Linked DNA regions of Homo sapiens: region 1 is linked to region 2. The links are chromatin loops, found by intact Hi-C in ENCODE. Cell type or tissue: sigmoid colon. All regions are shown on one strand. Links, peaks and the distances in the headings refer to the core of each region. The heading gives the core; the rest is flanking DNA.

Region 1 (7,907 bases), core at 1,485-5,484, 650 kb before region 2:
GTTTGCACTGATACATAACAAACTCGTCATGGTGGTTTATTAATTATTTATATAATTTAAAAGTGGTTTTTTAAACAAATTGCTAGACATTTCTGAGCCAGAAGCGAGGTGATTTCTCTAAGATGACTCTGGCTACTTAGGACTCTTATTCCTACCTTCAACTGGTTTGTTGGAAAATCCATGTACAATTTAGTATTTATAAAACTTTGCCAACTGCTATAATAATGGCAGCCACTGAAATTACGTTGTTAATGAAGTGTGGACCAGGAGCCAGAAGTGTAGCAGGAAACAGACACTAAACAGAAGTCAACGTCAGTCACCCGGGCCTCCCCAGGTCTAGGGAGCTTTCATGGACCTCTATGATCCAAACTAAAAGATCTTTGAAAACCGGCAGTGGGACAGAAGGTGTTTTTTATGAAAGGCTGGAGCTTTAAACTTTGCCTAAAATACTTGGCTTCCTCCAAATAGTGCCTGGATAAATTGGGGGTCGTCTTCAAGAGGAATTCTCTCTGAGGATAAGCTCTGAGTATACAGTAAGTTTAAAATGAAGAGCACAATCATTCCTGTAGTTATTAGAGATTAGTCATATCAAGGCCTGTCCCCTTCTCCACCCGCAAAGAGAGCAATGACAAAAATACATGTCCAAACATGCCCTCAAAGACTTGTAGTTTTACTTAGGCTTCAAAAATACACTGAAGCTCTTATAAGGGCTTTTGGTATGGAAAACAACCATCCTAAGTAAGTTTTTTAAAAGACTTTTTATGCTTTAAGACTACAGCTAGTAAGCCATAAGTACAACTCATTACAATTTCAAATGGCAAGGGGTTAATTCTTGGAAGACCATGGTACAAGGGAAGCAACTGTGCGAGCTGAATTATCTCAAAACAAGGACTGTACCATGTGGAGGGCCTGGTTTCCAGATTTGTGTTCCTAAAGACTAGAATGCTGAAAGAAACAAAAGGCCCAAACTTACACAAACCCCACATGCTCACAGACTGGCAACTCTAATTCCCAGGCACGCTGACTCACCAGGGTTTACTGCTCAGCTCCTGCTGCTGAGTGAGGCATGGGCACCCAGCGAGATAAGAGGATTTCCTGGCCTCCATCTGACCCACCTACCCCAGGCCACTCACCCCGCCCCCACTGGACAGATGCTTCATCCTAGCAGCTTCCTCCAAATCCTGGCGCCAAGGCCTTCAGGTAGGGACAGAACAGATGGGGCTCCCAAAGAGGCCCTAATCCCATTGAGCCAACCAGCCCTCCATGTAAGAGTATCTTTTGACTACCTGACACAGCAGAACCAGCTGAAACCTGAAAGCTTTTAACATGACCAGCAGATGAAAAAAAGGAGAAGAAAATTAGTTTCAACAGATGATCAATCAGCAAATGCCAGAAGGTTGGATCGTTCTTCCACTCTGGTCTCTTTCTTTGAAATGCCCCCATTCCATTGAGTGTTGAGGCGAGTGGTGGTCTAAACCCAGAAGAAAATATCTCCAGATCTGGTAAGTATGGTCCCCCGATTACTCTGATTACTGCCCAGTGGTCTACCTTCTTCTGTGTCTACCCCCTTCTCTGGGAAAATACTTTTGCTCTCCCAGAGCTTTCCCCAGGCTCCATCACAGTGCCCAGCCCCATGGCCCAGGCTGGCAGCACTTCAAGTGTTTTAAAGTTGAAGGTCTCCCGTAGACTCACTAGCTGATGGCTAACAGCTAATAATAGCAGTCATCAATTATTGAGCACTTGATACGGTGCCAGGCACTATGCTAAGCACTTTTGGGGACATGAACTCACATATACTCATCACAGCCTCATTTAAAAACAAGGAAACTGAGGCTGAGGAAAGTAAATTACCCATGATCACACATCTGGCTCAAGATACCATGACATTTACCCCTAGGCTAGATTGCTGAGCCCACCCCCAGCAAAGCATCTAGAGAGAACACATGACGGACCGGCCCCAAGTTCAGGAGTGACACCACAGCAACCCCAGAGCAGCAAATCTCACCATCAGCCACTGGAGAGAGAACACATGGTCTGTGCTCGGTGCTCAAGAAGGATCTCCTACTCGCTGCCATGATCCAGGCAAGCACCATGCACCCAGGCTCAGCCCCACCAGACGTGGAAACGAGAATTAGTCCAGATGCCCTAAACGTGTGACGTTTTTGTCCACCAGCACAGTTAAAAGCTCCAGCTCTGAAAAGGACGCCCAACTGCGCCACTGGCTAATTGTTTGACCCTAATGGAAGCCTGAATTTCCTCAATCTGCAAAATGATATCTGCCTGATAGAGCTCTTGAAAGGATTCAGTGAGGAACTGCAGATTAAAGGTACATGGCTTCAGAGAAAACACTTGATATGACAGCTGTTACTGTATCAGTAGTAGTAGTAGCTCAGTAGTATCTGGTTAGCCTGTTGGAAGCCCCAACTTACCCCATCTGAACAATGGGCTCCAGGCCTCAGATTCCACAGGCCCAGCTGGCCAGGACTTCCTATCCCTGCACTGAGTCACTGGCCCAGGGCTTGTTCCAAAACCGATTATCTTGCCACAGCACTGATCCTACTCAAATACACCACTACCCAGTAATGCTTGGAGGATCAGACTCTCCACAACACAGGATTTCCTTGTGATTGATCCTGAATAAAATCAAGCTGAGTATCTGCTGTGCCCAACGGACAATGAATTGCTGGTTATGCCCAGTCCCTAACCTGGAGCAGGCTTTCAGCCAGTTCCAAACTCCTTCCCCTCTCCACTTAGTCCCAACTCTGTAGATCTCTGCAAAAGAAAGGATGTCTAGCTTTCCACTCAGTTACTAATTTAATGGAACTGCCTTCCCAGTTGGTCCTCCTCCCCATCACTGCCACCTCTGAAGTGGACAGCCTCAGCACAATCTGGACATCCCAGCACCAAATTTTCAACAGCAACAGAGCATTATTAGTCCTGAATATCATTTGGTATTTGTTAATACATTAAGAAAGCTATATATAAATGTAGCTCTGTGAAGCAATTACCCCCATTTTACAGGAAACTAAACACAGACAAACTGAGGTCAAGGAGTCTATTTAGGAATGGAGGAAACAGAAGCGCAGTGATGAAGAGGATGAGCTCAGACAAACCAAGACAAACCATTGCCATTGCCATGGCAATCTCACCAAATAATGGGAACTGTCCGCATGGAACTTTAAATCGAGGCAGTTGTACCTCAAAGCACTATTGGGTAGAATAAATAACGCAGGTAAATGCTCTGCTCAATACCTGACTCACAGAAAGCATTTGGTTGGTGTTAGCCTCTATAATAGTTATAATTATTGTCACAACTTTGGTGACAGAATCGTCTCCCTTCTCCTAGAACAGTGCTCTTTTCAGGAGCCAGCCCAGATCTCCCATAGCGATTCAGGTCTGCTCACAATAAGTGACCATTCTCCTGCATTAGCAAGGGACACAAATGGGTTGAATGGAGCCAGAGACAAGGAGGGATGTGGAGAAAGAAAAGGCAGAAGAAAGAAGGAAAAAAAAAACCCATGCACTGGGGAAACCAACTTCTAGGCTTTTTTTCTTTTCTACTTATAGCTTTGAGTGTTTACCTGAAAGACCAAAGACAGCAGCTCTGCTCAGCTTCTGCTGGACCAAGATCAGCCTCCAGCTTCTCTCCCTCAGTCTCAGCCCAGCTGCTCTGCCTCTCCCTCCCTCCTCTGCACATCAGCCTCCAGACTCTTTCCTCCCCTGTGCCAGCGCTGGCCGCTGTTCCTGGGGATGGGCTTGGCTGGCTGCCTGGTCCTAGGCCTGGAGCGGCCACTGCTGAGCCCAAAGGGCAATCCCAGAGGCTGCAGTCCCTGGGTTGCTCTAGCTCCAAAGAGGGATCAGGAAGTTGTTCCCATCTCCTAGGCAGATCATGAAATGACAACCAGGCAAGTCCCTGTCTTCTAGGGGCTTACTCTCAACTGTGTCTTACAGAACAGAACCACCACAGAGGACAAACTCACACTGAGACTCTGTACAAATGCAGACAGGAGAAGGAGAGAGAAGTGTGAACTACTATTACGGAAAGAAAGGTAGGGAGGGACTGGGGACGTGAAATCAGTATCTGTGGAGCCTGGGGCTACATGCTTCATATTCATCATCACCTTCAAGCCTCCCAACAACCTCAAGAAAATAGTTGTTGCAGCTTTCATAGATTAGGAAACAGGTCTCTTAACTACTAAGCAGTAAGGCTGGAAAATAAAACCAGTCTGCCAGACTTTCCATGGGCAAGTTTCAGAGAGAAGGCAGGTTTAATTCTGGTCCTTAAATGTCTATAAGCATGAAATGGAAAGGAGGAGGGAGAGGGTTGATATGGTTGGCTCATGTTATTAATGTATATTAATAACAATATTGTAAAAATAATTACATATATTTATTGGCATGAATTATCACATGTAATCCACGACTCTATAAGGAAGACAATATAATCTTCATTTTACAGAGGGAGGAAGTGAATAGAGCTTGAGGGAGGTAGCCTGAGGTCACACAGCCAATGGAGGAGAAGGATTCAAATCCAGGCAGTCTGACTCTAAACTCGCCACTTTCCATCACTGGTCTCACTACTGTTCTCTGCTATGATGTGTGCCAGGATATTCCCCTACCCCTAAGGAGGTCCTGGTGCCCCAAGAAGAAAATGTCCAACATCCTATCAATGCCTAAGTATATTCCTGAGGAACCAAGTCAATAGGAACAGAATACGCCCCCAGGAAGCCTTTGGTTCTGGTGTGAAATCCTCCTGAGCAATGTGCACTCTCGAGCAAGCCACTTAACCTCTCTGAGTTTCTGTGACACTGACATTAAAGTGAGAGGTCTGGGTTAGTCTTTCCAAGGTCTAATATTCTGGGACTACTTCACCTTTTTTGGCATTCAGTGAGGCCAAAGTTCTAAATGTGCAACCCTCCTAAGGACAGGCACTTTGCCTCCTTGGTGAACAGATCTCACACTACTCCTTGCCCAAGACTATCAGAGTCAAAGAAAAAGCAGAAGTCCAAAAGCAGAGGGAAAGCAGGGCTACTCCAATCTGAACAACGAGGGATAGGAAACACCAGTTTTGCAGCCTTCCCTCTCCTTAATCATCTTAGTTTGATCTCTGGAGGGTCAGTAACAGGTCCAGACATGGAAAACAGACCCAAGTAAACTGCTGCAGCTCGCTGGGTCAGGAAGCCCACTCAGAGGAATGCATGTTGGCTACTACTAATGGACAGCCTGTCACCCAAGGAACAGACTTGTGAAATGAGGAGCTAAAAAACAGGAGGCAAATGCTGGCACCAAAAGTCAGTGTCAGCAAAGCACTTGAGATCTGCTCTGAGGCTTCCTTGACAGAAGGGACCAATCCATTCCACTCCTCCATTCTGTTCCCATCTAGAATCTATTCAGCAGCAAGAAACCACTGCCAGATGCTGGTGCTCCTACATATTAACAATATAAAAAGCCCATCTTTTCAACTTTCATCTAAATAGTTTGTAGAGCTAGCTGGGTGCAGCTTTTTATTTCTTCCTACATATGTCAGATACCCAAAGGCCAGAGAACATAAGTACATGAATTCCTCAGACAGCTTTTCTACAGCTGCCAGGGGCTGAGGCGGTTGTACTGGCACAGCCATCCTCCGGAGAGTCTCAAGGACCACAGGAGCCCCTTGATCCCACCTGGGAGCAAGACTCTGAATGACCTGAGAAAAAGACGGAATATGGCTGGTGTCCATTTGTAAACTACTTCCTAGAAAGTAAATGTGCAAAAATAACAAGGAAGACTGAGGGAACACTTTAAATGCACAGTTGCTGCTGCCACTTCCAACTTAAGACTTCAAAGATCACCTTTGGAGATTAGGTCTTACCCAGAGCTACTTGGGAGGGAAAGTTGATCCCTCTGCCAAAGCAAACGAGACCCGTCTGCTTCTATTTTCCAGCTTTTAAAAGACTTTTTGTCCTAAAATGTACAGCAGCAACAAGCAACAGCAGTTCCAGTTAGGGTTGGGGAGGAACCCATGACTTTTTACATCAACCAATCTCAAAAGTGCAAAAGAAAAGAGGGAGGAAGGAAGGGAGAAAGGGGGTAGGGAGGACAGAGAAAACTTTTAAAAAAGAAAACTGGCTATGTTTCTATAAAAATCATCTTAGGTCACATGACTAAGACCAGCCAGTTTAGCATAAAGTCATTTCTTTTTGAAAGTGTTCTCAATGTCCCTCGCATTGCACCCTTTGAATTCACTACTAAGAATATATGTCCAGTTGAGGCCTCAGGACTGAAGCCAGTGTGGGCTGGCTAGAACAAATGCCTACTTGCCAAATACAGCCAAGCCAACACACGCACATACTATAAAGTTTCCAAATACCAAATAATGAACCATTTTTTTGGTCTCTGGGCTTCCAAACTGAGCTACATGTTTAATCCCACATAACTCAAAATAACCAAAAAAGGGCTATATCATTTCACTGACCCATACTTGAAATATTTTTTGCTGTCACTATTGATCTGGGCATTTCTAACTACCCACTTATGTGCAAGGGGGAGCATCATAAATGGGCACCAAATTTCTAGGTCATTCTTTGTTTTCACACCAGCTTTTCCAGTGACTTTCCCTGTTTAAAACCAGAAAGCCATCCTGGATTTGTACTGAACCTTAACTCTAATAAAAACGGCATGCCTGCTGCACTCTTCATCTCCGTTATAAGCTTGCAGCTTGTTTTATTCCTTAGGATGGAGCCTCAGTAGAGCCCACTGAAAGTAAACCACTGATTAGCACTAATACCCTCCTTCCAGTCAGCATATGGTTATCAGCCACCCTGGAGGTTTACCTGATTGTAGCTGATTAGTCCTCAAAACACCCAATTACCACATCAACTGCTCATTTTTCAATCACCTTCTGAGAACTTGGGAGTCAGCAACTCACTGAAAATTAGTGAACTGGAGATAAGGTTAGATTTTTGCATCTAAGTAAAAGGCAAGAAAGGAAATTATGAAATGAGTCCAAAGACGACGAAGGAACACAACATACAGATGATAAATGACTGCATCCAAATGTCTTAAAGGGCACCTGGATGACCACAAATGTAGATATGTGGTTTCGGGAGCCAAAGGCCTCTAAGTAGGCCTCAGGTTCACCACGTGGTAACCAATCAACCTCTTAATGTTTGCTAATTCTTAAAAAAAAAAAAAAAAATCTAAATCCATTAAGACCACATTTATCAGCTTTTTCCCCACGATGGAGGTTGACTGCTAATGCATAGCAGACAGGAAGAGGAAGAGGGACAGAAAAGATCCACACAATAAAAGAATTCCTGCTTTCAACCACATCAGTAACCTGGTCAGAAAAGTGAGGTCACTAGACTCTCTTTCCTGCTGGCAAATTCAAAAGTATTACATAATTATTTTGTGAAGTTTAGAAAGTACAGAGAGGCATAAAGAAAAAAAAAGCCAATCACTAATTTCACCACCTACGGTTAATATTTTGGAGTATATCCTTTCAGTCTTGCTTCACTGCGAATCACATCAAAAAGGCTAACCAGGCTAGGCGCAGTGGCTCACGCCTGCAATCCCAGCACTTTGGGAGGCCAAGGCAGGTGGATCACGAGGTCAGGAGTTCAAGACCAGCCTGGCCAACATGGTGAAACCCCGTCTCTACTAAAAATACAAAAATTAGCTGGGCATGGTGGCACATGCCTGTAATCCCAGCTACTTGGGAACCTGAGGCAGGAGAACTGCTTGAAGTGGGACCTGGGAGGCAGAGGTAGCAGTGAGGAAGACTGTGCCACTGCACTCCAGCCTGGGCTACAGAGCGAGACTCTGTCTCAAAAAAAAAAAAAAAAACAACTAACCAATCCAATGATCCAGTGATTCTGGCTCCAGGGATTTTAAGGAAGTGTTTTTAAATGATGGGGGAATGGGGAGAA
Region 2 (6,771 bases), core at 622-4,621:
CTCCACCTCCTGGGTTCTAGTGATTCTCCTGCCACAGCTTCCCGAGTAGCTGGGATTACAGGCATCTGCCACCACGCCTGGCTAATTTTTTGTATTTTTAGTAGAGATGGGGTTTCCCCATGTTGGCCAGGCTGGTCTCGAACTCCTGACTTCAGGTGATCCGCCTGCCTCGGCCTCCCAAAGTGCTGGGATTACAGGCATGAGCCACAGTGCCTGGCTGGTTTGAATTTTTAAATGATGATGAATTCATGTATGACTGATGTGATTTTTATTAGAAAGAGAAAACTAGGCAGCGCCCCATCCTATGTCTCCTTCCTGGTGGCCAATGAAGCATTTCCCACAACTCACTCCTGGCACCAACAGGAAGTCAGACACTCAGCACCCAGGGGCTGCTTTTTTTTTTTTTTTTTTTTTTTTTGAGACAGGCTTGCTCTGTCACCCAGGCTGGAGTGCAGTGGCAGGATCTCAACTCACTGCAAACTCCACGTCCCGGAGCATGCCTCAGACTCATAAGTAGCTGGGATTACAGGCGTGAGCCACTATGCTCAGCTAATTTTTGTATTTTTAGTAGAGATGGGGTTTCACCATGTTGGTCAGGCTGGTCTCGGACTCCTGACCTCGGTAGATCTGCCTGTCTTGGCCTCCCATAGTGCTGGGATTATAGACGTGGGCCATCACACCCAGCCAACAGGGATTCATTTTTTAAAGGTAAGAGTGCAGGCTGCATAAGCTATTATCCATGTCGTTACATACCAGGCGGGCATGTACCTAGGCGAGAGGGAGACTGAACCAGTGAAATTCTAATGACAAAAAAAAGAAATCAGTCATCCCCTACATTCACATGTCCAACGCCCAGCTGGAAGCCACAGGCTCTCCCCACTCCTGTCCTACGATTTTTCCCGGCTTTGACCTGCATGGTGGTGCGGCTGCTCCGCTCAGAGCCTCAGAGAAACCACACAGAGCCCTGCTGAGTCTTGCCCTCGGGGCATTCTCACATTTATGAAGAAATGCCTCCCCCTCCCCCTTCTCCCCAAAGTACGGTGTGGCAGAAAACAGCGCCAACAGGTCCTGCCAGTCAGAAGCCACTCCCCTGATTTCATGGCTCAAGACCCCAACTATAAATTAACCCTTCCCACCTTGAATGTGTACACACACTACTGAGATCCAGGCCGATCCTTGCCATGGGATGAACCTGAGAATTGCCAAGACCCGCCTTCCCACGCCACCCAACCAAATCATGTGGTATCTGGTACAAGTCATTTTCCCCCTGAAATCCCACAAGAAAACTATTTTGAGGCCGGGCACGGCGGCTCACGCCTGTAATCCCAGCACTTTGGGAGGCCGAGGCGGGCGGATCACAAGGTCAGGAGATCGAGACCATCCTGGCTAACACGGTGAAACCCCGTCTCTACTAAAAATACAAAAAAAATTAGCCGGGCGTAGTGGCGGGCGCCTGTAGCCCCAGCTACTCGGAAGGCTGAGGCAGGAGAATGGCGTGAACCCGGGAGGCGGGGCTTGCAGTGAGCCGAGATCGCGCCACTGCACTCCAGCCAGGGCGACAGAGTGAGACTCCATCTCAAAAAAAAAAAGAAAAGAAAAGAAAACTATTTTGAAAAGCAGTTCTCTCTGGCCTGGTGAAGAACACACCAGCACCATGCCCACCAAAATAGGAGCCCCATGGCTGTTTCCCAGAGTAACCTGGGACCCGAACCTCCATTCACTGTAACACAGACTGAATCTGCAGCCAAGCTCCGCTCTCTCACTACTGGGCAACCCTCAGGGGGGATCCCTTAGCCTAAACCAGCACCAGTCACTACCCGCACACGATTTTATTACTACTGTTTTCTTATGAGTCAGCCCGTGTCACTGATTCCTGACGAGCTGGTGTGGAGAGCAGAAATGAATAATTTTCTTTTTAACTGCAATTTCGTTTTCACCAACCAGTCAGCAATCGGAGCTTTAACAATAAACCGGTTGCTCAGTTACTCCACGTGGGTGCCACGCAAGAGGCTGGGAGTATTGCTCAGCGGGGCCAACGGGAGGCTGGCACTTGCCTGAACCGCTTAAGTGGGGGAATGAAATGCCCACCGAAGGGCAGGGCAGGGACCCTGCTGTCCCGTCACTGAAGATATTCCCAGCCTGTGGGGAGAAGTGTAAAAGAATGAATGAAAGAAACGCACTTGGTTTCTGGGACCAATGACCTTAGCCTAGAACTGCCGGGACGGTCCAGGAACGCAAAAATGTAGAGATGTGGGAGCCAGGGGCGTAGTGATGCAAGGATGCAGGGACCCAGGGACTACGACCTCCCAACCCCCGGCCCGCGCCCCGTACTCACGCACGGAGTGGCAGGCTACGAGCTTGGCTGCCTCCTCGGGCACCGGGCAGGTGGGGAAGAGCGGCTTGAGCAGGTAGGTGGCGAAGACCAGGGCCACGATGTACTGCGATGAAGGCCGGATGATGAGCAGCTCGATCCAGAGCTTGAGGAAGGCGGGCAGCGAGCCGTAGACGTCCAGCATGTAGGCGTAGTCGCCGCCCGATTTGGAGATGGTGGTGCCCAGCTCCGCGTAGCAGAGCGCGCCCACGATGGAGAAGACGCCGCACGCGGCCCACACCACCAGCGCCAGCCCCGGCGAGCCTGCCTCCTTGAGCACGCCCGTGGGCGTCACGAAGATGCCCGAGCTCATGATGGCGACCACGATGACGGCCACGCCCTTGAGTAGCGTGATGTTCCCCTGCAGGGTCACGCCCTCGCCCTCGCCTGCCGGCGCCGCGCCGTCCGCGCGCTTGGCGGCCATCATCTTCTCCCGCGCCTCTTCCTTCTCCTCGGCCACCGGGGCCGCTAGCGCGCGCCGCTTCGGGCCCGCACCCGCCATGCTCTGCTTACCGGCCGGGCCTGGGACACCCGGGAGCCGCAGCCGAGCGAGGATTGTGCGCGCCGCTCGCCGCCCGCCGCCCGCAGCTGCGTCAGGAACCCCGCCCGCGCCGCCTTTTAGGCCCCGGCCCACTGGCCCCGCCCACCGTCCGCGGCTCCTCCCCGACCCGTGGCCCGGCCGCGGCCCTCAGCCCCGCCCCCTCGACCCAGCTCGGAGCACGTGCGTCGTCCGGCCTAGCCTGGCAGGCGATTCCCAGGCCCGCGTGGTCCTCGAAGGCCCCCGTACTCCTGCGCCATGGAGACCCCGGCCTCGCGACCTACCCCCCCGGCGCCCGCGTCATCCCAGCCCGTCCTCCCGGGTGCGCCTGGGCGGGGCCTGGCAGTCAGGGCGAGCCCCTTCACCCACTGGCCCGCAGCCTCTCGTCAAGCCTGGGAGCGGGCAGTGCACCAGGGCTGGCCTGAGGCCAAGGATGGGGTTTGGGGTACCCCCCGAAGGGAACCTAGGCTCCTGTCCCGGATGGGCCGAGGGGATGGAACCGCCCCCACAACCAGCTCCTGGGGCACGGGGGAGGGATGAGAAGATGACCTGAGGGGAAGCTCCTGCAGCCTCCTTCCAGCCTGGGGGCTGCATCAATGTGGCTGGTGAGCCGCGAACTGAGACGAGGGAAGAACCGAACCGAGGCCACCCAGTAATTCCCATTGTATCCCAAAAGAATCTTGCCAAAGATGGCGATCCGGTGCCCGTAGCTTTGAGAAGCAGTAATAACACAGGCTTTGGGAAGCCAGCACTCTGCCTGAGCTCAATTTAATCAACAGAACCGGGGGTTCACCGGGAGCCATAAGACCCCCACCCCCAAATCTAGCTGGGAAATTCAAAGGCAGGCTTCAGTGTGAAGGGGCTTTAAAGCTTGTTATTCCTGGGGAATGCGAGAGGCATCTTAGCTAAAAAGGGTTGAGAGGTAATTTCAGTTAGAGGCGAGAGCAGGATGCCAAGGCTCCTAGGCCTGGAAACGGGAAGGAATATAAATACTGCCCCGAGATTGACCAGACTGGTGAGCAGCCAAAGACCTGTTCAAAGGGTGTGTGTGGGTCAGGGAGGAAGCTCCTCGGTATCCCCCCAACCCGGGGTTCCTTGGCGTGTGTCCTAACGAGTACTTGGAAGCTCACAGCAGGCATGTGGGGAGGCCTTTGTTCTGGGTGAGCGTTCAGCCTCCCAGGGCAAACACGCAAACACCGGTTGCAGAGCTGGGTGTTCACAGCAAGACAGTCTGCTGGGCAGATGCCTCTGGAATCCACAGAATTCTGAACAATAGCCGTGGTGGAGGGGGGGTCAGAATCCCTGTCGTGCTGGGACCTCTAGCTGCAGCCAGGAATGTCCAGGCCCCACCCCGGGGAGGAGGCGGCTGAGGAATGCCACGGCTTGTCATTCTGGACCTTGCTCGCCCCCCGGTATGGCAGGCATTCCTCTGCAGTGATAAAACCAAGCGAAATCTCAGCAGCCCAGGCAGCCACCGGCAGGGGAGTGCGGAGGTCGCACAGATACTAACTTGTAATCTGCCGTCCACGCTGCGGGCTGTGGAAGGTGCAGAGAGCCCTCCATCCACCCTATTCTTCCCGCTGTGCCTGCAGAGGGAAGGAGACAGTACCACCATGGCTGGACAAACTCACCGAGTGCTCACTGAGTCCTCCCCTAGATAGCTTCTTGTGCAATAGGGTAGGTGCCAGTTAGGAGCAAGGTTAGAGATTATAGGGCCAGATTTTTTGCTTAGGTTCAACTACGCAAAATAAAAATAGACTTTGCATGCATTTCAGGCACTGGGCTGACGACCGGCCACCAGGGAGGCTCCGCCCCACTTCTTAGCTTTGGCCCCAACGTTAGTCTTGTTGCTGCTCTCAGGCGTGCTCTGCGTGTGAAAGATGACTTGGAGGCTGGGCGCGGTGGCTCACGCCTGTAATGCCAGCCCTTTGGGAGACCAAGGTGGGAAAATCTCTTGAGCCCAGGAGTTCAAGACCAGCCTGGGCAACATAGGGAGACCCCGTCTCTACAAAAAATACAAAAACTAGCCCAGCGTGGTGGTGGTGCACCTGTAGTCCCAGCTGCTGGGGAGGCTGAGGTAGAAGGATCACCTGAGCTGGGGAAGGTTGAGGCTGCAGTGAGCTGAGATCACGCCACTGCACTCCAGCCTAGGCGACAGAATGAGACCGGTCTTTTTTTTTTTTTTTTTTTTTTTTTTTTGAGACGGAGTCTCGCTCTGTTACCCAGGCTGGAGTGCAGTGGCGCGATCTCGGCTTACTGCAAGCTCCGCCTCCTGGGTTCACACCATTCTCCTGCCTCAGCCTCCCAAGTAGCTGGGACTACAGGCGCTCACCACCATGCCCGGCTAATTTTTTGTATTTTTAGCAGAGACGGGGTTTCACGGTGTTAGCCAGGATGGTCTTGATCTCCTGACCTTGTGATCCCCCCGCCTCGGCCTCCCAAAGTGCTGGGATTACAGGCGTGAGCCACTGCGCCCGGCGAGACTGGTCTTGAAAAAAAAAAAAAAGATGACATGGAAGCAACAGTAGGAGCCGGGGTCAGAGTTCAGGCCCGTCCATCCGTGGATGATGGATAAACCCAGCGTAGTCCGCCATCCCTTGGAGAGTCATTCAGCTGCACACAGGAAGACGCGCTGCAATGTGCAGGACCCCTGAAAACACTGGGCTGCGTGAAAGGGTCAGTGACCACGGGTTGTATGATTCCGAGTGCACGAATGTTCAGGACAGGAGGATCCAGAGAGACGGACGAGATTCGTGGCTGCTTAGGGCGGGGGGAAGGGGCGATGGAGAGTGAGGGCTGAGTGGATGGGGTCTCTCTTTGGGGTGATAAAATGTCTTGGAACTAGATGATGGGGATGGTTGCCCAACACTGGGAGTGACTTAAACACCACGGATTTGTACGTGTTTAAATGACTAACGGTTAATGTTATGTTATGTGTGAACTATACATCCAAAAGATAAAAGCAGTTCAGGCCTAGAATCGAACGGTCCTGGGTTCAGATCTCACCTCTACCACTTGCTGGTTAATGTGGCACCAGGCGAGTGACTCGGCTCAGCTTTCAAAGTCTCAGTTTCCTCTTCTGTGAAGCAGGGAGACACCTGCGCCCGCCTCCTGGGGACCAGCAGGTAGAAGACCCTGAGCCGCTGGCATTGCCATCACTGCAGAACTGTGCTCCCAGGGCTGGCAGGTGGAGGACCCTGAGCCTCTGGTGTCATCCTCACTGCAGAACTGTGCTCCCGGGGCTGGCGGGTGGAGGACCCTGAGCTGCTGGTGTTGCCGTCACTGCCGAACTGTGCTCCCAGGGCTGGCCGAATGCCTGGCTTCCACCCTCAGACTTTCTTTCCAATGTGTGCAGAGGGAACACGGAGGGACAGCAGTTGCAGCAGCCCACACTTGCTGTGTCGGGCATGGTCTCAGTGGCTGGAGCGTGAAGATGGAGGCGGGGATGGGAGTGGGCGGCTCTGAGTCAAGGGACACCTGGAGCCCCCAGAAGCTGGAAGAGGCAGGAGGGGTCCTGGAGCCCCCGAGGGAGTCTGGCCCTGCCACCACCTTGATGTTGGCCTCTGGCCTCCGGGACTGTGAGAGAAGAAAGGGCTGTTGTCCTAAGCCCCTGTTTGCAGACAAAGGGAATAATCTCAACATTGAAAAAATATGGCCTTAATCTTTAGTGCGTAGGTGGCAAACTTACCTTCAGGATGGCAGAGACAGATCTTTTTTTCCTGTTGACAGGCATTTTAACATTTCCAGAGACACAGGAGCCAGGTTCTCCTGCTTGGCCTCTGCAGTATGAGCCAAACCTGCCTATTGTTAAGTGATTGAATGAGTTGATGCTCACCTTGAACTTTCTTCCACTCTACCCTGG

Evidence for each region. Hi-C counts contacts between places; a loop is a spot of excess contacts. Peaks named below come from ENCODE experiments on the same cell type or tissue, not always from the same donor. Only the 100,000 strongest peaks of a DNase experiment are listed, where the experiment ranks them.
Region 1: a loop joins it to region 2, with 8 times the contacts of the local background. A loop is called at or near these places in 1 of 110 quality-filtered maps.

The regions. Positions count from the first base shown.
Region 1 is chr16:20,865,314-20,873,220 of GRCh38, forward strand. All of the region lies in intron 1 of DCUN1D3 (defective in cullin neddylation 1 domain containing 3), which reads right to left. Among named protein-coding and RNA genes, the nearest start is that of DCUN1D3, 31 kb to the right of the region's middle. RefSeq lists enhancers at 280-1,479, 452-821, 1,587-2,087. In sigmoid colon, for the core only: no CTCF peak of the experiment used is centred there; a DNase peak (open chromatin) is centred at 3,728; H3K27ac peaks cover 1,059 bases.
Region 2 is chr16:21,517,493-21,524,263 of GRCh38, forward strand. It overlaps the pseudogene SLC7A5P2. Among named protein-coding and RNA genes, the nearest start is that of MIR3680-1, 15 kb to the left of the region's middle. RefSeq lists silencers at 252-418, 2,674-3,333 and enhancers at 2,580-3,313, 3,314-4,046, 4,047-4,781, 6,249-6,771. In sigmoid colon, for the core only: no CTCF peak of the experiment used is centred there; DNase peaks (open chromatin) are centred at 2,339, 2,729, 3,059, 3,999 and 4 weaker places; H3K4me3 peaks cover 3,257 bases; H3K27ac peaks cover 2,193 bases.